Regions from separate parts of the Homo sapiens genome. Here regions 2 and 3 are each linked to region 1. The links are chromatin loops, found by intact Hi-C in ENCODE. Cell type or tissue: ascending aorta. All regions are shown on one strand. Links, peaks and the distances in the headings refer to the core of each region. The heading gives the core; the rest is flanking DNA. Region 1 overlaps VWF (von Willebrand factor). Region 2 overlaps LOC124902866 (a long non-coding RNA gene). Region 3 holds the start of LOC105369623 (a long non-coding RNA gene).

Region 1 (8,000 bases), core at 1-8,000:
TTGCATTCTCCCTCCCCTTTGTCTCCAGGAGACAAACCTCCCAGTCTCCCTCCTCAACCCGACCTCAGGATCAGGTTCTCCACTTGAGAATCCTGTCTTTACCTCCCACTCAGTATGGATAAATGAGATCATTCCTTTGTATTCCGAGGGTAGGGAACATTTGTCAAGTACTTACTCTGCACTGGGCTATGTTTGCAAAATAAAATGAGACCAAAAATAATAAATCTTTGAAGCCATGTTTCAGTATTAGAGGTACCTCCACAGCCACCCTGACCCCACCTCACCCACTGAAGCACCCACCACCTCCCCTTCATCTGCCTGGAGAACACTGAAGGGCAGCCGAGGGTGACCCACCTGCCAACAGCACAACTGTATGTTTGGGAAAAAAAGAAAGAAATTATGAAAATCTGTCCTCTTTTTTCTTTTTTTTTGTTTGAGATGGAGTCTCGCTGTGTCACCCAGGCTGGAGTGCAGTAGTGCAATCTCGGCTCACTGCAAGCTCTGCCTCCCAGGTTCATGCCATTCTCCTGCCTCAGCCTCCCGAGTAGCTGGGACTACAGGCACCTGCCACCACACCTGGCTAATTTTTTGTATTTTTAGTAGAGACGGGGTTTCACCATGTTAGCCAGGATGGTCTCAATCTCCTGACCTCGTGATCCACCCACCTCAGCCTCCCAAAGTGCTGGGATTACAGGCGTGAGCCACCGTGCCCGGCCGAAAATCTGTCCTCTCTTACACAATACCTCGAGTGCACTCAATTTGAAATCCATCTGGGTTCACAAACCGCTCTAGAAGGAAGGCTGGTTCCTGTCACTTACCCACTTGGAGGTGTGGAGATATCTGGGCACCTTGTTTTCCTTCTAACCTCAAGCTGTGCTCGGCTACCCAAAAGGAATGGGTTATAGTTGCGAGGGGGAAGGAGAAAAAGAATGCGTGTTGAAACTTGTGCTTAAAGCCCGGCGTGTGCTTGTCCTGCTTCTGCCGGCTCCCATTCTCAAGGCAGGGGCACTCCAGCGGAAAACACGGGACAGTGGGAGAATATGGGGAGCCAGCTAACAACAACTCCTCCTCCTCCTCCTCCTCCTCCTTCTCGTCCTCCTCCTCCTCCTCATCATCATCATGGCTCTTAACAGTTGAGCCCCACTGGGCTAAACTCTATACATATTATCCCTCTCTTACCTTTTCAGTGACCCAGCAGGTACTATTTCTGCTTTACAAATGTGGAAACTGAGGCTCTGCAAAGGCACTTGTCTTGCCCAGATTCACAAAGCCAGTAAGTGAGCTGACTCAAACCCACACCCTTAGCACCACGCTCACGCCGAGGCCCAGGGTGAGAGACACTCAAGGGGCTATCAAGGGTATGGTTCAGGCATTTAGAACTTTGACTGCAAAGAAGAGGAAACTCCTCCCTTCCACAAGACAGCACCCTCCCCTCACGTGCTAGAACTCAGTCCGCCTTTGTTAGTGCCGGTACTGGGCTAGGATCCAGGTGATGCAGACTTTGATGGACTAACCAGAGGACCTAGCACCACCAAAGTCCAAGGGAAAAAGTCTTTTGGAATGTACTTGTTTATAAGGTGGAGATTGTCTGTTCACAATTTAGGCAGCTGGATTTAGCATCAACTCAGAATATTTTTCTGGGTCTGACATTCTCCTTGGTCAGAGGTCAAATTGTTCCATGAAGATGAAGACTCACTGAATTAATAACCAGCTAAAACGAAGCTTCCTCGTGTTACCGTGATGGGGGGTGGGTGGGAGGAGGGAGATGTGGGTGTGTTTTATTTTGTTTCTGGAATAGGAGAGGGCTGGGTTTCTCTACTTATGTACTTACTTAGATAAATCAGATTTCTACAAGTAAAGGAGTCTGGATTATTGTGGAGGTCACAATCCCTAGATAAATTACACCACCAATTTCCATTCATCCACCCATCCAATATTTATTAAGACCTATTATATACTGTCTCTATAGCCCAATCCACAGAAACACATAATGAAAGAGTTTTGGTTTTGGTTTTGTTTTATAGACAGGGTCTCACTCTGTTGCCCAGGCTGGAGTGCAGTGGTGCAATTGTAGCTCACTGCAGCCTCTACCTCCTGGGCTCAAGTGATCCTCCTGACTCAGCCTCCTGAGCAGCTGGGTCTACAGGTATGAGCCACCGCACCAGGCTAATAAAGGGTTTTAGAACTTAAAGAAACCTTAAGAACCTGCAAAGCCCAACTCCCCAAGAGAAACACAAGGGCCCACTGGTAGAAATAACTTGAGTAGCCTGAACCAATGTGACCCGAACAGGAAAGGGAGGGAGCCAGGCAGGGCATGAGTCCTGGCTCTGCACCTTGCTAGCTGGCGACTTGGGGCAGCTACTTAACCTCCTATGGCTTGTTTTCTCATGGGATGAACAAAATCACAGAGCACCTGCCCTACTGCTCTGCTGATGGGCTGCGCACTCGGGTGACTGCAGCATGCACTCACGCTCTGCAGAGTGGCCCATGCCCAGACAAAGGCAACTGTGGCCTGTCGCGTCCATCATGACCATGGTCCTGGGTATAGGCAGGGGCCACCCTCTTTGTGCATGTTTGTAGGTTTTCAGAAAAAAATAAAATCCTAAGCCCCCCTACCGACTAAACGGACTCCCCCTTGGCCAAAGGGACCCCAGAGAAATATTAAAACTGAGTTCCTGGCCATGATAGGATGGGAGGTTGAACACCCCTCCTTATACCCTCTCCCTCGCTAACCACCATTAGACTTTCTTTCCTAAGAGTTAAACAGAACTGGCCCAGCAGGGACTCCCTTCCCTTTTTGCGGGTTTTTTTTTTTCTTTTGAGACAGGGTCTCACATTTTCACCCAGGCTGGAGTGTAGTGATGCAATCTCAACTCACTGCAGCTTCTGCCTCCCAGGTTCAAGCCATCTTCCCACCTCAGCCCTCCCATTAGCTGGGATTACTGGTGCACCACCATGCCCAGCTAGTATGTGTTTGTCTGTGTGTGTGTGTGTGCACGCGCGTGTGCCACCATGCCCAGCTAGTGTGTGTGCGTGCGTGCATGCCACCATGCCCAGCTAGTTAGTGAGTGAGTGAGAGTGTGTGTGTGTGTGTGTGTGTGTGTGTGTGTGTGTGTGTGTGTGTGTGTGTGTGCTGACCAGCATTCCTTCCTGGTAAGAGACCACCAACCACGGAATGGTTCTGGCTGATTTACAGAGGCTGTGCACAAGATGCCTCTGTGTCCTCCATTTCACCTTTTGACCTATAGAGGCTAATTTTAATGCATTTAAATGTTAAGTCTCCATCCCAAAATGAATGTGGGACATATGTAACATGTATGTTTGCTTACTGTATATGCAAATGCCTCCTCCCATTATGAATATTCATAGCTCCTCCCATAACCTGTTAAATATGTACACTGAGCCAACCCTTTTGGAATAAGTTTCTATTCCACCCCTTTCTCCCTTGAAGTGCCTGCTTTCAGTTTCTACCAGAGGCTACACTTCCCAGCCTGCAGGATGGCCAGCCTGCAGGCCACAACTCTGAATAAGAAAAGCTCTCCTCTCTAAGTTTATGAACCTTGTGATTCTTCAGTTGACATTTTTGACAGTGTGGTTGCTCTCTGGATAAGGGCAGGAAGGTGGTGCTGTCAAGCAGAGCAGCTTTGTAGAGGGTGTCGGGGCACAGCGTAGGTGTCGGGGCACAGCGTAGGTGCCCATTCAGAGCCCGAGGACTCATCCACCAGCTGTCCAGTGTTGGCTGCCAAGGGCTCACCACTGAGTCATTCCTCAGGAATGGCCCTCAGCCCAAGGGAGTTCCACCTCCTTACCCAGGGCAGCCCACATCCAGTGACCAACAGGGGCCACTCCACCTTCCAGAGCTCCTTGAAGGATCAGCTGAGGCCCCGCTGAAGCTCTATCAGTGCTATCACAAGCAGTTCAACTTCTCCCACTGCCCAACTCTGCTTCTCTCACTTCCTAACCAAGGCTGCTCGAGAGCTCCCCAGTAAACCTCCTGCATACAAACGTCCCGCCCAGGGAGGCTGACTCACAGCACCACCAAGGAACCTTGCTCCTCAGATGATGAGTCTCTGAGCACAATCCCAAAAGGGCAACAACCCCTGTTCCCCACAGGAGTCCAGCTTCACAGCTGCACCTACCTCCTCAGCCCAAGTCAGCCTGTTCCACAGTGGGGAGGGAATTACCCATTGAGTGAGGTCTTGCCCCACATAAAGCATTCTTGCCCCAAACACCCACACACAGAGAGGCACAAAGACCATCTTTACCTGTGGCAGGTGAAGGCAGAGTGTGGTCTGGCCACCCCTCCCCACCTCCCCTTCTCTCCAGTGTGAGGTCCTGGTGAGTGAGATCATGAATGGCAACTCTGATGCAGACAGAGCTGCTACAAGGCTACCTTGTAAGTGGCAACAGGGCTCTGTGGAAGGGGTGGGGCAGTCCTCCCAGCCTTGTCAGGGTTGGCAGGCATTAGCACACACAGGAGAGGAGAAGGCCATGTGACCACAGAGGCAGAAATTGAAGTCATGAGCCCAAAGACAGGGAATGCCGCTGCCACCCAAAAATGACGGAAGCAAGGACCTAGAGCCTCTGGAAGGAGCAAAGCCAGCCAACACCTTGATCTCAGCCCAGGGAAACTAAATTTGGACCTCCAGCCTCCAGAACTGGGAGAAAATAAATGCCTACTGTTTTAAGCCATTGAGTATGAGATAATTTGTTACAGCAGCTTCAGGAAGCCATCCTGACATCCAAGCTATGTCACTTCAGGCACAGCCTCTCACTCAGACTCCCTTCAGTGTCTGCAACTATAAAGTAGTTTTCCTTCCAGCTGAGCTGGTATAAGAGGAGGCTTTCCCTCCTATTTCTAGTTTACAACAGCCACTTAAGAAAGAAGTGGCTTTTTTCTATCGGTAAAATTTCAGACACCTAGCAGGTGATGATGGAGATATTTGGGGACAAAAGAGGGCACTGGAGTCTAAAACAGAAAAGCATAGTTACTTATTGCTATGGTTCAACTGTCTACGTCCTCCAAAATCCATGTGTTGGAACCTAAACCCCAAAGTGACGCTATTAAAAGGTGGCGCCTTTTAGGAAGTGATGAAGTCCTGAGGGCTCTGCCTTCGTGAATGGATTAGTGCTCTGATAAAAGAGGCAGATGAGAGCACTTCAGTGTACTTTTTTTCTTTTTTTTTAATTGAGACAGAGTCTGGCTCTGTCACCCAGGATGGAGTGCAGTGGCACGATCTCAGTTCACTGAAACCTCCACCTCCCAGGTTCAAGCAATTCTCCTGCCTCAGCCTCCTGAGTAGCTGGGATTATAGGCACATGCCACCATGCCCAGCTAATTTTTTTTTTTTTTTTTTTTTTGAGACAGAGTCTCACTCTGTCGCCCAGGCTGGAGTGCTAAGCTCCGCCTCCTGGGTTCACGTCATTCTCCTGCCTCAGTCTCCCGAGTAGCTGGGACTACAGGCGCCCAGATGGTTTCGATCTCCTGATCTCGTGATCCACCCACCTTGGCCTCCCAAAGTGCTGGGATTACAGGAATGAGCCACAGGACCCGGCTTCAGGTCACAGCAAGAAGGTCCTTGCAAGACACTGAATGCTGGTACCTTGATTTTGGGCTGCCTAGCCTCCAGAACTATAAAAGATAATTTATGTTCCTTAAAATTACCCAGTCTCAGGCATTTGTTATAGCAGCACAAATGGACTGAGACACTACACCAAGTCATTAGCCCAGACTCATTTTTAGAGCTTCAGGCTCGAGATGTATTAGAATTAGACTCTAGCCACAGTTAGTTTTGGAGGAAATGGCCCTGCGTAAGTCCATTCCTCCCCCAGATGGAAGGATATGAGACTGAGTCCTTCTGTCTTTTAGATCCAGAAATCACACACCATCCAGGTGCACCCAGGCCAGTCCACACCCACCTTCTGCATTTCCCCAGAGGAGATGTTGCATGAGCTGCTGGGAGGAGATGCCCGTTCACACCACTGTTCTCCACTGCTCAGAGCCCATGAGTTGGCAAAGTCATAAGGGTCCGAGGTCAAGGTCCCTGTGGAGGAAAGTTTCAGGAAAGTAATGCTTCAGTTATGCCTGTCCCAGAACTTCTGGGTGAAAATTCTAGGTCTGCTGGTGGTTTTGTGTGTTTTGTTTTAATTTTTTATAAAGAGACAGGGTCTGGCTATGTTTCCCAGGCTGGAGTGCAGCGGCTATTCACAAGTGCAATCCCACTACTGAGCAGCACAGGAGTTTTGACTTGACCCATCTCTGGCTTGGCTGGTTCACCCCTCCTCAGGCAACCCAGTTGTCCCCCACTCCCCAGGAGGCCCCCATATTGATGCATAGTGCTCTGCAGCCCAGAACACCTGGGCTCAAGCAATCCTCCCCCATCAGCCTCCCCAGTAGCTGGGAATGCAGGTGTGGGCCACCACACCAGGCTCTAGGTCTGTTTTTACCTGAATCAAACTTGTATTAAATTAAACAATAAGCATGCATACAGTGCTCAACCTAACACCACAGGGCATGGGCATCAGAGCTCAGCAGACGCTTGGAGACTGAAGAAGGATGGATGGATAGATGGATGGATGGATGGATGGATGGATGGATGGATGGATGGATGGATGGACGGTTACAATTACGATGAGGGAGATGAGGTGAAAGATGATGAGGAAATGCCCTTTCCCTGTCACTTCTCCATGCCTTCATGTGCCTTTCTCCCTCCATGTGGAATGTTCTCCTCCCCCTTATTGCCTTAACTATCTCCATTCCTTCTTCAAGATGCAGCTCAAGAACCACTGCCTCCAGGTGTGGTCCTGGTGAGTGAATGGTCCTTTCTGAACAGCTCTACTCCCATTTCGCACCCCAGCCTGTATGGGTGTCACCTTCCCTGTGCCCCATGGCACCTGGGCATCCCTCTACCAAAACACTCATCACCTTTGGTTTGTATTCTTTTTGCTCATATTCATCTCCCATTCAACTGTGAGCTCCTTACTTAAGGGTATGGGCTGTGTCTCTTATCTCTAAATTCTTATACAGTGGATTACGAATGCTCAAAATATTTTTGCAGAATGAAGGTAAGAATATGACATGGAACCTAAGCCCAGTCCCCAAGTCACTGCATACTCCAGGCTCTCACAGCATCTGTGCTTTAGTACTTATAGTGCTCATGCTACTGTCAGCTACTCACAATAGACTGTGAGGGCCTCGTGGACCTACATGGCCTAGTGCAAAGTAATTGCGTAATCTGTATTACAAAGGCAGTATGAGACTACTACCTTTGCAGTATTGGGATGAGCAGTTTTCTGCATAGCCAGGCCTGGAAGAGAGAAGTAGGTCTCAAGGTCAAGTAATGCATTTGCAAATAGTAAATAAACTGTCCCCAGGGAAGGAAAATATAAATGAGACCTTGGAATATAGTCAGTTGGTATGTGGGGGTTTGATAGGCAGAAAAAGATCCCCCCCACACCAAAGATATATTCACTTCCTAATCCCTGGAGCATGTAAATATTATCTCATATGGCAAAAGATGTGCTTGAGTTAGGGATCTTGAGAGGAAGAGTTTCTCTTGGATTACTTGGGTAAGCCTAAATGCAATCACCTGTATCCTTATAAGAGATGGGTAGAGGCCGGGCACGGTGGCTGACACCTGTAATCCAGCACTTTGGGAGGCCAAGGAGGGTGGATCACGAGGTCAGGAGATCAAGACCATCCTGGCCAAGATGGTGAAACCCCGTCTCTACTAAAAATACAAAAAAATTAGCCAGGCATGGTGGCACGTGCCTGTAATCCCAGTTACTCGGGAGGCTGAGGCAGGAGAATTGCTTGAACCTGGAAGGCGAAGACTACAGTGAGCCGAGAATGCACCACTGCACTCCAGCCTGGTGACAGAGCATGACTCCATCCCAAAACAAAAGACAAAACAAAACAAAACAAAACAAAAAAAGACATGGGCAGAGGGAGACGGGCAAAGACACACACACAGGAGAAAGCAATGTGAAGACAGAGGCAG
Region 2 (9,417 bases), core at 1,308-9,307, 56 kb after region 1:
TCGCTCTGTCACCCAGGCTGGAGTGCAGTGGCGCGATCTCGGTTCATGCCATTCTCCTGCCTCAGCCTCCTGCGTAGCTGGGACTACAGGCACCCGCCACCACCATGCCCGGCTAATTTTTTGTATTTTTAGTAGACACGGGTTTTCACCGTGTTAGCCAGGATGGTCTCGATCTCCTAGCCTCGTGATCCGCCCGCCTCGGCCTCTCAAAGTGTTGGGATTACAGGCGTGAGCCACCGCGCCCGGCCAAATGTTCACAGAAGCTTTATTTGCAATGACAAAAACTGGAAGAGGCTGGGCGCGGTGGCTCATGCTTGTAATCCCAGCACTTTGGGAGGCCGAGGCGGGCGGGTCACGAGGTCAGGAAATCCAGACCATTCTGGCTAACACGGTGAAACCCCGTCTCTACTAAAACTATAAAAAATTAGCTGGGCGTGGTGGCGGGCGCCTGTAGTCCCAGCTACTCGGGAGGCTGAGGCAGGAGAATGGCGTGAACCCGGGAGGCGGAGCTTGCAGTGAGCCGAGATCGCGTCACTGCACTCCAGCCTGGGCGACAGACGGAGACTCCGTCTCAAAAAAAAAAAAAGAGAACAAATTACTGATACACGCAACGTGGATGAATCTCCAGGGAATTATGCTGAGTGAAAAACAGCCAATCCCCAAAGGTTATATCCTGTATAATTTCATTTATATAAATTACAGAAATGGAGAACAGATTAGGGCTAGGGACAGGGGAGAGGCTGAGGGACTATGAGAGGAGTGTGGTTGTGTTTATAATGAAACCGACCCAATCATCCCATAGATAGGTTTTTTTTTTTTTTTTGGATAAGCATCGAAATTGACTTTTCTAGTCTTTGTTTTCTAGTCTTTTTTTTTTTTTTTTTTTCTTTTTTTGAGACGGAGTCTCGCTCTGTCGCCCAGGCTGGAGGGCAGAGGCGCGATCTCAGCTCACTGCAAGCTCCGCCTCCCGGGTTCACGCCATTCTCCTGCCTCAGCCTCCCGAGTAGCTGGGATTACAGGCGCCTGCCACCACGCCCGGGTAATTGTTTGTATTTTTAGTAGAGATGGGGTTTCACCGTCTTTGCCAGGGTGGTCTCGATCCCTGACCTCGTGATCCTCCTGCCTCGGCCTCCCAAAGTGCTGGGATTACAGGCGTGAGCCACCGCGCCCGGCCTTTTTTCTAGTCTTAAAGCCACCACGCCCGGCCTTTTTTCTAGTCTTAAAGCTTGAAAAACTTAATTTGTTTTATCTGAGTTCCCTCCTCAGGAAAAGACCTTCAGGCCTCTAAAAAAAAGTATCAAAGAACTGAAACTCACCAGATCACCACATCCAGACAAGGAAATGCCCAGACCCCTCATTCATCATGATTGTTTCCTTGCCCCTCCCTAGTTCCTGTTTTCGTAGGCATTGTTACATTTCTTCCCTGCTACATAAACCCTTACTTTTTGTAGGTCAGGGAGATGGGTTTGAGACTGGGCTCCCATCTCCACTCCTCAGCTGCAGGATTAAAGATTTTTTTCTGGCCAGGTGCAGCGGCTCATGCCTCTAATCCCAACACTTTGGGAGGCTGAGGCAGGCAGATCACCTGAGGTCAGGAGTTCGAGACCAGCCTGACCATCATGGAGAAACCTCGTCTCTACTAAAAATACAAAATTAGCCGGGCATGGTGGAGATGCCTATAATCCCAGCTACTCAGGAGGCTGAGGCAGGAGAATTGCTGGAACCCGGGAGGCAGAAGTTGCGGTGAAGCGAGGTCACGCCACCGCACTCCAGCCTGGGCAACAGAAAGAGACTCACTCTCAAATAAATACATACAGACAGACAGACACCAGCATGACATTACATAGTGTAGCACAGCTTTGCCTAAAGGGAGGGGAAAAAAGGTGCAAACACCAGGCTAATTCAGAGAGGAGACTTCTCTTGCTGGGTGTCTCATTCCCAGCACCCTCATCCAGAAACCTAAATTCAGAATCCCTGCTACCTAGATTTCCCGGACCTACTCTACAACCGCTAGTATTTATTTGGTATCTGGGCTAGGCTCTTGGGATATGAAGGTGAGTGAAAAAACACACCATTCTCTGCCCTCATGGAGCTTATGATCTGTTGACAGGACCGACATTAATCCAAACAAATTATAACTACAAACAGTGATGAGAGTAAGACACGTGGTGCCAGGGAGGCATACAAGTAATAGATTCCCACCCAAACTGAGAGGGCCGGGGGGTGTGGGCAGAGAAGTCCTCCCTGAAGAGGTACAACTGAACTGAGTTCTATGGGATGAGTAGGAGTAAAGCCAGGCAAAGGTTGGTGGGCACACTTCAGGCCATGGGAATAGCACGTGCAAAGGCCCAGCTGCAGGAGGAGGCTACCTACCAAGACACTGAAAGACAGTCTGTGGCTGCAACACAGATCAGGGGAAGCATGGTGGACGACAGGGCTGGAGAGGTAGGAAGGGGTCAGATGAAACGTTACTCCTTTCTGCGATGCATTTTGGTTTTCAGGGCAATTTCCCAGACCAGACTTCATTAGAGCCTTACGCTACCACCATGAGTTAGCAAGAGCAGGCAGTATTGTTCCCAATTTGCACATGAAGAAGTGAATGCTCAGCAAAGTTGTCAGAGGCATTCGAACCAGAATGACTCCATTTTGAGTGAGGACTAGGAAAATGAGGCTGAGACTTGCTGGGCTGCATTCTCAGAAAGTTAGGCATTATTAGCCTCTGCATGTTTACAGTTAAGGGAACAAATTAATCGTGTTTACTGAACAGGCCCAGACTTGGGAGTGTCCAGATAACCTGGTACAAAGGTATTCCTTTTTTTTTTTTTTTTTTGAGACGGAGTCTTACTCTGTTGACCAGGCAGGAGTGCAGTGGCACGATGTCGGCTCACTGCAAACTCTGCCTCCCAGATTCAAGCAATTCCCTGCCCCAGCCTTCCAAGTAGCTGGGATTACAGGCGCCCACCACCACACCCGGCTAATTTTTGTATTTTTAGTAGAGACAGGGTTTCGCCATGTTGGCCAGGCTGGTATTGAACTCCTGACCTCATGATCCACCCACCTCAACCTCCTAAAGTGCTGGGATTACAGGCGTGAGCCACTGTGCCCAGCTGAACAAAGGTATTCCTAATTTTGCTTTAAAGATAATAATATCAATTCCTGCAAAATATAGTAATTAAGAAAATTAATCCTTTATCACAAACCTTGTAGCAGAGCACATCTCCCCATATATACAAGCATTGTACGTAGGTTGGATGCGTTCCTCCTCTTACTTTCGGGAACGTCCTACTGTGTCTATGGAGTGGATGTTCTTTCACCACTTTACTTCCTTAATAAACTTGCTTTGCCTTTGCACTGCGGACTCACCCTGAATTCTTCCTTGCTCGAGATCCAAGAACCCTCTCTTGGGGTCTGGATCGGGACCCCCTTTCCTGTAACATATTTCTGGCGAACACAGAAGGCACTATAGTACAGAAACCCTGACCCAACGGCTACCTTTGGGTAAATGGTGGAGTCCTGTAACAAAGTGACTTGCCAGAGGCCACGCAGCGAGGGAGTCAAACAGCCTATGCTTACTCCTTGCCCTCCAACTCCTGGCCCAGTGCTCTCTGCTCCCACTGCCTATTCCTGATCCTGTTCAGTCTTCCTTATGGTTCAGCTCCCAAATCCCAAAGTGAAGGCATCAGGTCTCACAGTTGGAAAGGACTTTAGGGAAGGACACCTCTTCTAGGATTCTCCCAATTTGCATCTTGCAAAACTGAAGGACCCCAGGGTCTCTGGCTGAGCTCTTCCTGATTTACTCTAAGATACAAGCAAAATCCTTTTAGTTCAGACTTGATTGGTGGGGAAAGGCCTTGGGATGATGTGAGCTGGACCAAGCAATCCCTGCCTATAATTTCATTAGTCCACAGTTCCAGGCTTCTACTTTGAGACACAGAAAATTTCTCTTGTGAACCAGGCCACATCCTCTCACAGGAGGCTTTTACTCACACATTCACACGCCGTGAGAACTTTCTCCTTGTCTCTGTGCCTTCCTGAAACATAAGTATCATTAACTATTTAAAATGGACTTTCATACTACAGATGGTGAGTTGATTTAAGGAAAATACACTTATCTTATTCCTCTTCCTCAAATACTACAGGACAAAGTTTTCTGTTGTTCTAAATTTTTGGCTTCTCTCTGTGAAACTGAATTACCTGCTATAATTTGCACAGAAAATGTAATGCATCCCCCACTGTGGGCCTTGAGCAAGCTGCCACCTTCAAGCACCTTCAAGCCATTCACCAAGGATGGAACCTCTTGCTCAAAGAAGAAAGCCAAAGTGTTTAAGATACTGACCTGTAGCAAGCAAACAGTGAGACATAATCACACTCTTGACTTGAACTAATAGCGTATATATTTTATCACAAATCTTGGAAATGACAGAAGTCTTGGGCTGGGCGCAGTGGCTCATGCCTGTAATCCCAGCACGTGGGGAGGCCGAGGCGCGCGATCACCTGAGGTCAGAAGTTTGAGACCAGCCCGGCCAACATGGTGAAACCCTGTCTCTACTAAAAATACGAAAATTAGCTGGGCGTGGTGGCTGGCGTCTGTAATCCCAGCTACTCAGGAGGCTGAGGCAGAAGAACTGCTTGAACCCAGGAGGCGGAGGTTGCAGTGAGTGGAGATTGCGCCATTGCACTCTAGCCTGCGCGGCAGAGCAAGACTCCATCTCAAAAAAGAAAAAAGAAAAAAAAAAGTCTCAGATAGAGTCCTGGAGGTCTGAGGCTCTATCTGCTTCCTCCTCCATCTTGAGAAAGTGACTGACCCTCTCTGGCACTCTTTTACCCAAAGTAGCCAGGGTGTGTGTGGTTTGTAATTTTTTTTTTTTTTTTTTTTTTTTTGAGACGGAGTCTCACACTGTCGCCCAGGCTGGAGTGTAGTGGCGAGATCTCGGCTCACTGCAAGCTCCGCCTTCTGGGTTCCTGCCATTCTCCTGCCTCAGCCTCCCAAGTAGCTACGACTACAGGCGCCCGCCACCATGCCCGGCTAATTTTTTGTATTTTGTTTAGGGGAGACGGGGTTTCACCGTGTTAGCCAGGATGGTCTAGATCTCCTGACCTCGTGATCCGCCCACTTCGGCCTCCCAAAGTGCTGGGATTACAGGCGTGAGCCACCGCATCCAGTCGTGTGTGTGTAATTCTTATCTGTGTTTTTAAATGTGGATTTCCAGCTTCACTTGGAAGACTGGAAGTTGTTGGAAAGGCGGGTCTTCTCTCTTGGGATGGGCATGTTCTCTCCAGTTTCCAGTCCCTTCTACACCCTATCACATCTCCAACATGAGGTCCAAACCAGTTGTCATTTATCTTTTTACTTACTTCGTCTTTTTATTGAAGTACAAAAACATTTCTTTGTAGCACTTCTCTATCAAGAGGGGAAAAAAATAAGACACACCAAGACAGCTGTAAGTTTCAAGAAAAATAAGAGGCCGGATTCTTTGTAGAAGCTGAAGAATATTCCTCTGCAATTGGTTGGCTTCCTCAGTGGTTCGGCTTCAGGATCCCGCAGAGGTTGGCTAAGGCCCAGTCAGCCAAAGGCGCCAGCACGACTGGGACTGGAAGATCCACTTCCAAGACGGCTCATGCACGGTGCTGCCCAGCTGGTGCTGTAGCTGGCAGGAGGCCTGGATTCCCTGCTGCACTGGGTGACCAGATTTTCCCAGAGCAAGAGTCCAAGAGAGAGAAAAATGAAAGATACAAGGTTTTTTTATGATCTGGCCTCAGGAGTCTTATTTCCACAATATCCTATTGGTTATACAAGTCAGCCCTACTCAACATCAGACTACACAAGGGTGGGACTGGTGAAATAAGATTCACTGGAGGGCTATCTTGAAAGGTGGATACCACATAATTCCATGACGTTTATAAACGACATACCTAAAATATAAGGACATGAAAGTGTTTGAAGCAAAGCTGGAGTAGTTGTTAGTAATATGGGACAAAATAGACTTTGGGGAAATAAAGCATTATTATGGCTAGAGAATGACATTAAATAATGACAAAAAATACAATCTACTAAGATTATTATAAACCTAGTAAAATAAGAAGATATGATTATAAAACTAAAAAATAAGCTTAATAAAATAGGTTTAAAATATATAAATTATAAAAATTAAAAGAACCCAGGGAGAAGTTGCCATATTTGCCATCATAGTGGGAGATGTCAACACACCTCTCTCCGTTACTGTTAGATCAAAGAGACAAAAAATTAGAAAAGACAGAAAATTTGCACAATACAATTAATCAGCTTGATTTATTGGGCATAGATAGAATTCTCTACCCAGCAATTAGGGATGACACATTTGGAACATATATAAAAACTGACCAGGCCGGGCGCGGTGGCTCACGCCTCTAATCCCAGCACTTTGGGAGGCCAAGGCAGGTGGATCACGAGGTCAGGAGATCGAGACCATCCTGGCTAACGCGGTGAAACCCCGTCTCTACTAAAAATACAAAAAAATTAGCCGGGCATGGTGACAGGCGACTGTAGTCCCAGCTACTCAGAAGGCTGAGGCAGGAGAATGGCATGAACCCAGGAGGTGGAGCTTGCAGTGAGCCGAGATCACGCCACTGCACTCCATCCTGGGCGACAGAGTGAGACTGTCTAAAACAAAACAAAACAAAACAAAAATAAACAAAAAAAAACTGCCTAAGTACTAAACCACAAAGCAATTCTCAACAGATTTCAAAGAATCAGTATCAATGTGTTTCCCTGCATAATACATTTAATTAGAAGCAAATAACAAAATATAATTATGTTTTATTCCCATATGGCTAGAAACTTCTAAATATATTTCCAATTCATGGTCAAAGAAGAAATCATCATGAAAAATGTAAAATTCAGTCTATTCTGCTATAATGCATATAAAATGCAGAATATTATCAGTTTAATATGAAAGTCATATTAGTTCCTATTATGAACTAATACATAGGTGCAAACTTTCTGATAATTGAAGAAACCTTTAAAAACATTTTTTTTTTGAGACGGAGTTTCGCTCTGTCGCCCAGGCTGGAGTGCAGTGGCGTGATCTTGGCTCACTGCAAGCTCCGCCTCCCGGGTTCACACCATTCTCCTGCCTCAGCCTCCCGAGTAGCTGGGACTACAGGCGCTCGCCACCACGCCCGGCTAATTTTTTGTATTTTTAGTAGAGATGGGGTTTCACCGTGTTAGCCAGGATGATCTTGATATCCTGACCTCATGATCCACCCACCTCAGCCTCCTAAAGTGCTGGGATTACAGACGTGAGCCACCACGCCTGGTAAATACATTTTTAAAAGCCAAAAATTTTTCACAGTTGATCTTCTTTCATGCATATAATGGCTGGTGTAGGGCCTTGAGAACTGCTAGACTTCCTACTATGTGAAGGTATCTACAGAAGCTTCAAATATAGGTCAAGAAGCAATGAAGGTATTTCTGTTTTACCCTGATGTATTAAAAAATCAAGAAATCTAGTTACTAGATCATGTTTTTAGTTTTGTTTGTTTGTTTGAGATGGAGTCTCGTCCCGTGGCCCAGGCTGGAGCGATATGGTGCAATCTCAGCTCACTACAATCTCCACCTCCCAGGTTCAAGGAATTCTCCTGCCTCAGCCTCCCAAGTAGCTGGGATTACAGGTGCCCGCCACCATGTCCAGCTAATTTTTTTTCTTTAGTAAAGATGGGGTTTCACCATGTTGGCCATGCTGGTCTCGAACTCCTGACCTCGTGATCTGCCCTCCTCAGCAATCCAAAGTGCTGGGATTACAGGCGTGAGCCACCCCGCCCTGCCTATGTTTTTAGTTTTAATGAAATTAATCACTATTAGAAACAAATGCCCTCAAAGACCTATTTCTCAAAGCTGGAATCGTAAATCTCAGGACTCAAAACTACAAAGAATTGACTGACGATGGTGCTGATGAAGGGATACTGGTCAAAACTTAATCACATGGCCATATCTACCTATGAGGGAGGCTGGGAAATATAATCTTCAGTTTTGTATCCAGCTAAAAACTGGGGTTTTGTTGTTAAAAGTTAGAAGGCCAGAATAACCATTAGAGAACCATCAGTGGACTCTGCCACAAAGAAAATTAGCTTTAATTCAGATGATGTCTCCAATACAATTTTGACTCCAAAACCAGACATGAGCAGTATAAGAAAAAGAAAATCCCTGGCAAAACTTACTCATGAACATAGGTGCAAAAGTCCTAAACAAAATACTCGCAAGTGAATCCAACCGTTTTATTAAAAAAGAGAGTGCGTTATGACCAAGTTTTATTTATTCCAGAAATTTAGGGTGGTTTTCACATTTAAAATTGTATCATAATCATATACTACATTAACAAATTAAGGGGTAAAAATATAGGCATCTCCATAGCTGCAGAAAAAGCATTTGCCAGATTTACTTATTCATCATAAAAACTCTTAGTAAACTAGGAATTAAAAAAAAAAATTAACCTAATTAACAAAACGTGTGACTCATCATTCTAATAAGGAAATGTAAGAAATAGAAGATCAGTTCCCTTAAAAATAAAAAAAAAGACAAAGATGCCAACTCTTGCCACTTCCATTCAAGCTACATTGGAAATTCTGGGCAATGAAACAAGAGAAGAAAAATAAATGAAAATCATAAAGATCAGAACTAGGGCCGGGCGCGGTGGCTCATGCCTATAATCCCAGCACTTTGGGAGGCTGAGGCGGGCGGATCATGAGGGCAGGAGATCAAGACCATCCTGGCTAACACGGTGAAACCCTGTCTCTACTAAAAATACAAAAAAAATTAGCTGGGCGTGGTGGCAGGCGCCTGTAGCCCCAGCTACTCAGGAGGCTGAGGCAGGAGAATGCTGTGAACCCAGGAGGCAGAGCTTGCAGTGAGCCGAGATCACACCACTGCACTCCAGAGACTCCGTCTCAAAAAAAAAAAAAAGACCAGAACTAAACAACTCTCATTAATGACATACAATATCATTGTCCCAAAAGAATCTACACATAAAATATTGGAAATCAGTAGACATTTTGGCAACATCAGATATAAGATGAATATTTGAAAATCCACTACATTTCTATATACCAGCAACAGAAATATAATTGTAAAAAATTGTAAAAAAAACTCATGTAACACACAACAAAACTATAAGTTACATAATAACAGATCTAAAAAAAAAGATGCTCAGGATACATAAGAAAAAATACAATATTTATTAGAAGGCATTAATTAAAACCTAACTAATATGAGAGTTATACCATGGATATTTAGACTCAATATCACAACAATGTCAGCACTGTCCAAACTGAGATATAGACTCAATACAATGCCAATCAAAATTACAAGTTGATTCTGATATATGCAACAGGCCAAAATGCAATGGGCCAGAAATAGTCAATTTACTCTTCAAGGAAAACAGT
Region 3 (10,596 bases), core at 1,505-9,504, 88 kb after region 1:
AAGGCGGGAGGATTGAGCCCAGGAGTTCAAGACCAGCCTGGGCAACATACTGAGACCCCATCTCTACAAAAATTTTAAAAATTAGCCAGGTGTGGCCGGGCGCGGTGGCTCATGCCTGTAATCCCAGCACTTTGGGAGGCCGAGGCGGGTGGATCACGAGGTCAGGAGATCAAGACCATCCTGGCTAACACGGTGAAACCCCGTTTCTACTAAAAATACAACAACAACAACAAAAAATAGCCAGGCGTGGTGGTGGGCGCCTGTAGTCCCAGCTACTAGGGAGGCTGAGACAGGAGAATGGCGTGAACCCAGGAGGCGGAGCTTGCAGTGAGCCAAGATCACGCCACTGCACTCCAGCCCGGGCGACAGAGCGAGACTCCATCTCAAAAAAAAAAATTAGCCAGATGTGGTGGCACTCACCTGTGGTACCAGCTACACAGGAAGCTGAGGCAGGAGGATCACTTGAGCCCAGGATGTCGAGGCTGCAGTGAGTCCTGTTCATGCCATTCTACTGCAACCTGAGGAATTGAGCAAGACTTTGTCTAAAAAAAAAAAAAGTAAAATAATAAAAAGCAAGCTCTGAAATTAAAAATAAAACAAATAAACTTAACTGTAATCTTCTTGGTGACTAGAGAAGCAGTACTCCAAGTGACTTGAAAGTACAAAATTCAACTGTACATCCCTAGTGCATTCTATCTCAAGGAAGAGAAGACATGGGGAAAATTGTAAGTGTTTTCAATGATCATATCATTGAAGATAATGCTGGTATTGTCATTCCGGAACTGCCGAGTATGTACTGCGGGATAAAGCAAAGGCCTGCGTATGTTCTATCATCCTTAGGGTACTTAAGACTGAAATTCTTGACATGAGACAAAGGGGACACAGGTGTGAGATAGAAGAGGTTAAGTAAGAACTTCATAGTCTTGAGTTTGAATTGGAAATATCAGATTTTATGGTTAGTTATGTAGCAATTGTGGACCGATACCATCGGTCTTTTACGATCGAAGGGATTCATCTTCCCCTACCGCTCACTCCCCCATCTACCCAATAAATCACCAGAGCTCTACAGCTCTAATTCAGAACTCCTCCCAGCTCTGACCCTGCTCTCCAGCCCGACTGCCACTGCCTCGATGACGGCCCACCAGCCCTGACCCGCACTTTGTTTTTTTTTGTATTTTCAGTAGAGACAAGGTTTCACTATGTTGGCCAGGCTGGTCTTGAACTCCTGACCTCAGGATCCGCCTGCCTCGGCCTCCCAAAGTGCTGGGGTTACAGGTGTGAGCCACCGTGCCCAGCCCTGACCTGCACTTTTAACAGTGTCTTTGCTAGCATTGCTGCCTCCATCTCTCCCCAGCTCCAGTCTCCACCATCACCAGGATGATTTTCCCCACCAAATGCTGACTAAGCCATACTCCTACTGCATCAAGCAGGATTCCAGAGAGAAGTGAAACACCCAAAGGGGTTTTCTAAAGAGAGCTTAAATCAGGGATGATTTACAGTGATGGGGGTAGAAGTGGTGAAGCACCCAAGGACCAGCCACAGCTGAAGCCTTTACCACCTACGCCTGCCTGGTATCTATCACCAGAGTCAATGCCACCTGGAGCCAGGGGAGGGGGAGCCCGACAGGAGCTGTGGTCGCAGAGGAAGGCAGCTGCCGTCAGAAATGGGACAAGGCAGTGGGAGACAGACATCCCTGTCTCTTTCTCTTCCTGCCCGCCAACCAGTGGGCAAAGGAGCCTGGCTGGAGCAGTCTGTAGAGATGTCAGAGGAGGATAGAGAATGGAGGGGCTAGGGGAGACAGGGCAAACTAAATAGCCAGCACACCCACTTAAGGCCACTATTCACTCCCCATGCTCTCAGGAGCAAGCCCAGGTTCTCCGGCATGGCATACCAGGCACGCATGAGCCGACACACTCTCTCCCTACGACCTTGGTTCCTGCTAGTGGCCTCCCACCATCCCCATGCCCAAGTGACAGTTACCCCCAGACCTGCATAGCCCTCTCACAACTTCCCACCTTGCCAGACCCTATTCCCTCTGCTTGTATCACACCTTCCCTATTCCACCCTCTCCCCTTCTTCACATGTCAACCTCCTATTCACCCTTCAAGGCTTTTTTCTGATGGCATCTCCTTCATTCAGCCTTCACCAAGTTCTGCACTTAGAGTATCTCCTCTGTTCCCACAGCCGTCTACACAGGCCTCATCGGAGCAGCCATGGCCTTGTTCTAAGGCTGTTCACTTGTCTGTCTCCCTGTCCGTACCGCAAGCTCCCTGAGGTCTGAGACTGGGTCTATTCATCTCTCCATCCTCGGCCTAATGGTACTAGACACATAGTCAGCCCATAAATATTTATTGAATCAACCAATGAATAAAAGAGAAGACTTTTGTGTCTTTGTTTCCCATTCCTTTTTTCCCCCACTCTCACAATGGAGAAGCGTCATGGGGCAGGAATAAAGAGAAAGAGGAATGTGTGCCCCATATTCACTCCATACTCTCCTCTCCCCATCCAGTTCCAGGCTCTGCCTTATACAACAAGGGAACCTTTCTCCTTGGCCTTTCTATTGCTGGACGGTACCAGGTTTGACTCAGGGGACCTGAGGAAAAGGCTTTATCCCCCAGAATGCCTGCCCTGACCCCACAGAACCAGGGTTGCCTGAAGCAGCCCCAGCCAGACTTTCTGCAGTGGGAGCCGTCTCATCCAGGAGACGCCACACTGCTCATCCTGGTCAGAGGCTGGTCAGAGGCTGCAACTGCCCCTGGCTATTCCAAGAACAGGCAATTTGTCAAAACGTCTCTGAGCAGGCCCCAGGGCCAGCCACTCCTTCCCTCCTCCTTCCTTCCCCATCCATTCATTTACCCGTAGGTATTGAGTGCTCCCAAGGGCCCAGGACTGGCTTCCCGGACTTCCAGTCCAGCAGGAGAGACACATTGAGCAAGTAATAACAAGTGTGACGAGGCTATAGGGAAGACAGAAGGAAAAGGAGGCCATGGAGGGAAGGAGCAACCAAGAACAAACGAAGGGAAAAAGGCAAAAGCAGAAAGAGGCGTCACAGGCCAGCCCCTCCCCACTCTTCCCTGCATTCCAGAAACCAGAGGGCCTGGAGAGGAGGCACCAATGAGCCACAGAGATGCATTGTATTCATTTTCTGGGGCTGCAGTAACAGAATGCCACAGACTAGGGGGCTTACACAGCAGAAATGTACTGTCTCACAGCTCTGGAAGCCAGAAGCCTCCAGGCTCCTTCTGAGCACTGTGAGGGGGTCCGTCCCATGCCTCTCCGCTGGCATCTAGGGGTTTGCTGCAGTCTTTGGCATTCCTGGCTTGTGGATGGCATTCTCCCTGTCTTCAATCAGCTTCCCTTTGTATGTGTCCCTCTACACATGGCATTCACGTGTGTGTTAAAAGTTACCATTTTTAAGTAGTTCAGTGGCCTTGAGTGTATCCACAATGTTGTGTCACGTTCCATCTCCAGAACTTTCTCATCATCCCAAACGGAAACTCCACATCCATTCAACACTGACTCTCCATACCCCATTTCCCAGCCCCTGCTCACATCTATTCTACCATCTGTTTATGAATTTCACTATTCTAGGCAGCTCCTTCATGGAATCACACAGTTTGTCCTGATGTGACTGGCTTATTTCACTGAGCACAATGCCTTCCGTTTTCATCCATGTTCACATGGCACTATTTTATAAAGGATCCCAATCATAGAGGGCTAGGGGCCCACTCTCCTCTAGTCCAACCTCATTTTAATTTAACTAATTCCCTCTGCAGCAACCCTATCACCAACTAAGTTCACATTCTGAGGCACCGGGGATGAGGACCTCAACATAGGAATCTGGGGGGACACAACACAACAGGTGTGCCGTGACCGAGACAGAGATGGGAGGAACAGAAAAAGCCACCCTGACAGGCAGCATGGGAGGGGTGATGAGCAAGTTCTTGTTTTGTTGACCCTTAACCCCTCTGTACTCCCTACAGGAGCCACTTCCCTGGCGTGCTTCCCCAGCCCGGCTGACTCACTGGACAGGAAAAGGAAGGGCAGGAATTCAGGCCGATGAGCCAGGGACCCTCACCTCTGGCCGGGCCTGGCACAGCCTCCTGGGGAGCCCCCGCACACCAGCCCTCCCGGCACCACTCGGTGTGTCCTGCCTGGCTGATGGGCAGCCACGTATGCCCCACCCTCCCCTGACCGTGCCCACTTACCCAGGGGCCCAGCTGTCTTGGCTGGCAGGCTTCCATTGCAAGTCACTCCTCCATCCACACAGATCACTCACGTCCCTCATTCCGTCCCTCGTTCCACAGAGCGTGTTGACACCCACTGCGGGGCAGGCCTGGCTGCAGGCCTGGAGATGCAACAGCAGCAAAAGGAGCAGCCCCTGCCCCAGGAGGCTCCCATTCAAGTGAAGGAGGCAGACGAAAGGCCACAACAGTCGAGTGCACACTGTCAGATGGCGATGAGGGCCAAGGAGGCACAGCAGCAGGGGAGGGGATAGGGAAGGCCCCGGTGGGCTGGGCTGCGTGAGCCACCTCTGACAAGGGTGCCTGGGAGCAGAGGCCCAAAGGATTGGACAGAACCAGCCATGTGGATCCTGGGGGAGAGGATCCAGGCTGAGGAAGCAGCAAGGGCTCAGGCGAGAGCGGGAGTGCCCCCATCCTTTCCAAGAAACACCCACGAGTCCAGGGTCTGTGTGTGTGTGTGTGTGTGTGTGTGTGTGTGTGTGTGTATCTATATGTGTGTGTCTGTATGAGTATGTGTCTGTATGATGTCTGTGTGTCTTTATGTGTGTGTGTCTGTGTATCTATATGTGTGTGTCTGTATGTGTATGTGTCTGTATGATGTCTGTGTGTCTTTATGTGTGTGTCTGTGTGTATCTATGTGTGTATGTGTGTGTCTGTATGTGTATGTGTCTGTATGATGTCTGTGTGTCTTTATGTGTGTGTGTCTGTGTGTGTGTCTATGTTCCTGGGTGTGTGTCTGTATGTGTGTACCTATATGTGTGTGTGTGTGTATCTATATGTGTATGTGTCTGTATGTGCATGTGTCTGTATGATGTGTCTATGTGTCTCTATGTGTGTGTGTCTGTACGTGTGTGTGTATCTATATATGTGTCTGTGTGTCTGTGTGTGTGTGTGTGTGTGTGTGTGTGTGTGTGTTGGGAAATGGCAGTGGCAGGTGCACTATATGGTGGAGACACTGGGTTTTAGGCTTTAATGAGTTTGGGTTTTACCCCCAAGAAACTGGGGGTAAAAGAGGGAATAAAAGCAAAACATCCCATGCCCTCAAGGAACGTCTAGTCCAGGATTAGAAGTGGGGCAGTCCCAGGAAGGAGCCATCTTGACAGTGAATTCACGCGGAAGACGCGTGAACCCAGCTGGCCTGGAGAGACAGAGGTGCTTTGCAGGGCATGGGGAAGCCAGCAGGTCCCAGTCGAGAAACCTGGTTTTCTGTCTGGGTTGGTTGAAGACTCTTTGTCCCAGAAGGAGTCGCTTGTTTGCTTGTTCATCTTAAGTTTAAATTGAGAGAGGTTAACGGCTTTTGCCTCAGAAGGCAGGCTGGCCTGGCAGGGTGTGTGTTGTGAGGTGCAGAAACACATCTTCCCCAGCTGGCCTCACAGGCCAAGAAGCAGATAATGTCTTCCTTCTGCCAGCTTCCCCGCAGCTTGGTTTTCCTGGGACAGTTCCTCCGCTGGAGGAAGGGACAGGGGATGGGGACAGGGGATGGAGGAGGAGTTGGGGAGACCCTTCAGAGAGTGTGGCAGAAACACGTGTGTACAGGCTGGCACACGAGTCACAGAGGCAACAGGGTGGCTGCGGGGAGAAATGTGAGCAGAGCTCATGCAATTGTCGTGAGTGAGTGCGCTCTCGCGGCTCTAAGGATTTGGGAAAACAACTTGCAGATCCAGGCATGTTTACGTAGGGAGGGGTGCCGTGTGCTGGACCAGGTCCAGAACTAAAAATAACACAGTATTTCTGTGCCCAGCAAGAGCGCTAGCATCTGTGGGGTTTGCGTGGTGGGAAGAGTGTGGTTTCAGCTGAACCAGGCGCAGTGTGACCAGAACAGTAGGAGGGAAGGCCAGGCCTGGGTGGGAGGCCCCAGGATGGGCGGGGGAAGGACTGAGGGCGAAGGCCATCCCAACTCGCAGCAGAAAAAGCCTCCAGGCGGTCACGGGCTGCCCATCTCGTGAGGCCAGATGTGGGTCCTCCTGCATATCTGAAACAGCACAGAGCATTGGGGCAGCCTCCAAACCTCCCCTATAAGGAGCAGTTAAGGGATCCAGAGGGCGTGGCCTGGAGCAGAGAGAAGGGAAGCAACATGTGTGGGGCATTCACAAGTGCAGGATGCCTTCTCCGGGCTCCCATGATGATCCAGACAGGTAGGCGTTTTCCTTCCCTTTTTGCAGATTGTGAAAACAGCGTTCAAAAAAGACTCATGGGCCGGGCGCGGTGGATCACGCCTGTAATCCCAGCACTTTGGGAGGCCAAGGCAGGCAGATCACAAGGCCAGGAGTTGAAGACCAACCTGGCCAACATGATGAAACCCTGTCTCTACTAAAAATACAAAAATTAGCCGGACGTGATGGTGGGCACCTGTAATCCCAGCTACTCAGGAGGCTGAGGCAGGAGAATCGCTTGAAACCGGAAGGCAGAGGTTGCAGTGAGCCGAGATTGCGCCACTGCACTCCAGCCTGGTCAATAAGAGTGAAACTCTGTCTCAAAAACAAACCAACCAACAAACCAAAAACTCTTGTAACCCTGGGGCCACCCAGCCACAAAGAGGCAGGGCTGGGACAGGCCCCTGCAAGTCTCCTCTGGAAGGCCAAAGGGCTGCTACTAGGAAGGGGTGGCAGACTCATCCCATGTGGCTTCAGAGGGCAGGACATGGACAAAGGTTATGGGAAGGGAGGGAAACTTTCCAATAACCAGACTGCACAAGAGTGGAGTGGCCTGCCTCAGGAGGGGTAAGCTCATGCAAAAGCTGGCTGTTGGGGACATTGGGAGGGACTCTGAAGGTCACCACCACTCTGAATCAATGCTGTGTGGGAGGATGCCAGGGTCCACTGGACCCATGACGTGCCTTTAGCGTGGGAAGCAGGGAACCTCAACTTTGGAAAGAGTGAGGGCACAGTGATGTCCAGCCACTCCCAGAAGCCGTCTGTTAATAGAGCAACCCCTCGGGCGGTGTGCAATCCTAATGACCAGCCCCAGGACATTGGAAACAGGGTCCTGCTGACCACAGTCTAGGAGACAGGGCTGCACACAGACGGAACCAAGCACACAAGACGAGAGAGGGTGTGTACCGCAGAAACCAAGGGCTCATTTATGTGCTGCGTTCTCAGTCTGCAAGGAGTCAGAAGAGAGGACAGTGAGGCCAGGAGAACTCAGGGAACACTCCTTGTTGTAATCATCACAGTTATGTAACTCATATTACCAGCTGTTCTTTCGTGAGCATTCTCTATGTGCCAGGCTAAGTGTTTTGTATGCACTGTATGATTTAATCCTAGAACAACACTATGAAGCAGGAGCTCTTAGTATTCCCCTTTTACAGATGAGGAGGCAGGCTCAGAGAGGTGATGTAACTTGCCCAGAATTATATAACTAGTGTGTGGCAGAGCCTGGACTCAAGCCCAGATCTGTTGGACTCCAGACCCCGTGTAGAACCATAAGGAACTGATGCTGCTTCAATTTCTGCACTGATACGGAAATCTCTCCGAGATATCATGCCGTTGTTTTCTATTGTTGCTATAGCATATTATCACAAGTTTAACACATATTTATTGCACACTTCTGGAGGTCAGCAGTCTGACATGTGGGTCTCACTGGGCTAAAATCTCAGTGTGGGCAGGGCTGTGTTCCCCTCTGGAGGCTGCAGGGGAGAATCCCTTTCCTTGCCTTTCCCAGCTTCTAGAGGCTGCCTGCATTCCTTGGCTCCTGGCCCCTCCTCTGTCTGCAAAGCCACCATTGTCATGTCTCTCTAACCCTTTGTCCCAGTTCCCTCTGACCACAGCCAGGAAAGATTATCTGACTTTAAGGATCCATAGGATTAGATTGAGCCCACTTGGATAATTCAGGATACTCTCCCCATCTCAAAGTCCTTAATCACATCTGCAAAGTTCTTTTTGCCAAGTAAGGTAACATGCACACCTGGCAGGGATTAAGGTGTGGTCACCTTTGTGGGGGCCATTATCCTGCCAGCCATATAAAAAGGAGAGAAAAGAGGCCAGGCGCGGTGGCTCACACCTGTAATCTCAGCACTTTGGAAGGCTGAGGCGGGCGGATCACCTGAGGTCAGGAGTTCAAGACCAGCCTGGCCAACATGGCAAAACCCCATCTCTACTAAAAATACAAAAAAATTGGCTGGGTGTGGTGGCTCACGCCTGTAATCCCAGCACTTTGGGAGGCCAAGGCGGGTGGATCACAAGGTCAGGAGATCGAGACCATCCTGGTTAACACAGTGAAACCCCGTCTCTACTAAAAACAAACAAACAAAACTCTACTAAAAAAAAAAAAAAAAAGAGAGAGAGAGAGAAAAGAGCAAGGTGCCGAATCAGTAGCAAGGTGCTTCTTCTGGTGTTAAAAAATTCTTAAATGGGGAGAATAACAATATATACTAGTATTTGCATAATGAAGGATACATTAAGGAACCAGTATTGGGGAAGAGCTAGCCTGATGGGGACAAGACTGGATGGAGATTTTTGCTGTCGTTATGCAAGTGTTCAAACACACGCAAAAGTAGAGAGAACAGTATAATGAATCCCATATACTCATCGCTCAGCATCAACGATTTTGCATTCTTATTGCATTTTATCTCTCCACTTTTTGGGAAGGGGACTGAACAATTTAAAGCAAATCCCAGACATCATATCATTCTACCCATAAAAACTGCAGCGTGTATCTCTAAGAGATACGGTTTTCTCAGAAACATAACCATGGCCGGGCGCAGTGGCTCATGCCTGTAATCCCAGCACTTTGGGGGGCCGAGGCGGGCGGATCACGAGGTCAGGAGATCGAGACCATCCTGGCTAACACGGTGAAACCCTGTCTCTACTAAAAATACAAAAAAATTAGCTGGGCGTAGTGGCGGGCGCCTGTAGTCCCAGCTACTGGGGAGGCTGAGGCAGGAGAATGGCGTGAACCCGGGAGGCGGAGCTTGCAGTGTGCCGAGATCGCGCCACTGCACTCCAGCCTGGGCGACAGAGCGAGACTCCGTCTCAGAGAGAAAAAAAAACAAAAACAAAAAACACATAACCACAATGCCATCATCACACGTAAGAAAGTTAACAATATTTCCTTAACATCATCTAGTCCTTAGTCCATATTTAAATTTCCCTAACTGCCTACAAAACCTTTTTTTTAATAACTGGTCTGTCTGCATCAGGATTCAAGAATCAGGCCCACACGTTGCCCTTGGTGGACAGAACTCCTAAATCTCTGTTACAGATTAACAGTTTCCAGGAGAAACACGTTTCCCTCTCTTGTATCTTTATTTTTCAGTTATATAAACAAATGATCTATTTTTAAATGAAATTTAAAATAAAAATCTAATGCTTCATGGAGATAAGGCTCCCAAGGGGTCCCAAAAAGTGGTGGGTGAGGGGAAGCCTCAGTGGAGCTCTGGGCTGGAGCGGATGGGAGGCAGAAGGCCCCACCAAAGCTACACGTGGTGAACAGACTTGGGGAGTCTAGGCTCTGACATTCTGGCTTCCTGGCCTGCTTGGAGGTGGGTGGGGAAGTGGTGGGAATGCCAGCGATACAATTTAGCCCTGAGGAAAGTCCCCAAAGTCAAGAGTGCTGCAGTCACTCTATGTGGGTAGGGTGGGAGAGCCACAGGAAACCCACCATCCCTCCATCAGAGCCATATCACACTCCTAGACCCAGGTGTTAAACCAAAGCGTGCCCAGATTGGACAACCGGGAAAAATGGAGATGCGCAGAATGTGCAGGACGGGGGAGGGGTTGGCTAAACTGGAAGTCGGGAGGTCCAAGTCCTACTCTAGCTCTGCCACCAGCCACCTGCACAGTCCTGTGAGAGCCACCTCTAAACACATTCCCTCTAGTAACCACGGCTGGGAGAGGTGGAATGGCGAATAACATCTATTAGTGTTTGCTTGTATTTGCATAAAGAAGGGCACAATAAAAACCGAAGCAGCATCAAATGAGATCCTGGGTATGGAAAAGGGAGTGTCAATTAATATTGTTAACAGCCAGATCCCAAAACCCCAATCCTACCAAGTTCCCAACATTATCCCTAATTTAAGAGAGGAGTTCTGCAGGATGAATAGGAGTTTGCTGGAAACAAGAAAGTTATTGTAGAGAAAGAGAATGACAGGGTCAAAAACAGAGAAATAGGAAATGAGCCCAGTGAGTCCAGAGAATTTAAAAAAATGCAAAATACAGGGCGGGCGCATTGGCTCACACCTGTAATCCCAGCACTTTGGGAGGCTGAGGCGGGCAGATTGCCTGAGGTCAGGAGTTCGAGACCAACCTGACGAACATGGTGAAACCGGTCTCTACTAAAAATACAAAAACTAGCTAGGCCTGGTGGCAGGTGCCTGTAATCCCAGCTACTCAGGAGGCTGAGGCAGGACAATCAC

The links. A loop is a pair of places that touch in the nucleus more often than their neighbours do. Peaks named below come from ENCODE experiments on the same cell type or tissue, not always from the same donor. Only the 100,000 strongest peaks of a DNase experiment are listed, where the experiment ranks them.
Region 2: a loop joins it to region 1, with 1.9 times the contacts of the local background. A loop is called at or near these places in 5 of 110 quality-filtered maps.
Region 3: it touches region 1 in a loop (1.9-fold over the local background); 7 of 110 quality-filtered maps call a loop at or near these places.

The regions. Positions count from the first base shown.
Region 1 is chr12:6,089,541-6,097,540 of GRCh38, forward strand. VWF (von Willebrand factor) reads right to left here. Exons shown (of 52, transcript NM_000552.5): 6 at 5,920-6,044. It also overlaps the pseudogene RN7SL69P. Among named protein-coding and RNA genes, the nearest start is that of VWF, 31 kb to the right of the region's middle. RefSeq lists enhancers at 3,702-4,298, 4,299-4,894. In ascending aorta, for the core only: a CTCF peak has its summit at 3,844 (motif pointing right); DNase peaks (open chromatin) are centred at 3,771 and 4,494; H3K27ac peaks cover 1,807 bases.
Region 2 is chr12:6,144,414-6,153,830 of GRCh38, forward strand. LOC124902866 (a long non-coding RNA gene) reads right to left here. Exons shown (of 2, transcript XR_007063189.1): 2 at 5,339-5,672. Among named protein-coding and RNA genes, the nearest start is that of VWF, 24 kb to the left of the region's middle. In ascending aorta, for the core only: no CTCF peak of the experiment used is centred there; a DNase peak (open chromatin) is centred at 5,618; H3K27ac peaks cover 927 bases.
Region 3 is chr12:6,176,391-6,186,986 of GRCh38, forward strand. It overlaps LOC105369623 (a long non-coding RNA gene), which reads right to left and starts at 4,641. Exons shown (of 3, transcript XR_931588.3): 1 at 4,209-4,641. RefSeq lists enhancers at 3,738-4,308, 6,767-6,946. In ascending aorta, for the core only: no CTCF peak of the experiment used is centred there; DNase peaks (open chromatin) are centred at 4,031, 6,051, 7,122 and 7,601; H3K4me3 peaks cover 583 bases; H3K27ac peaks cover 7,202 bases.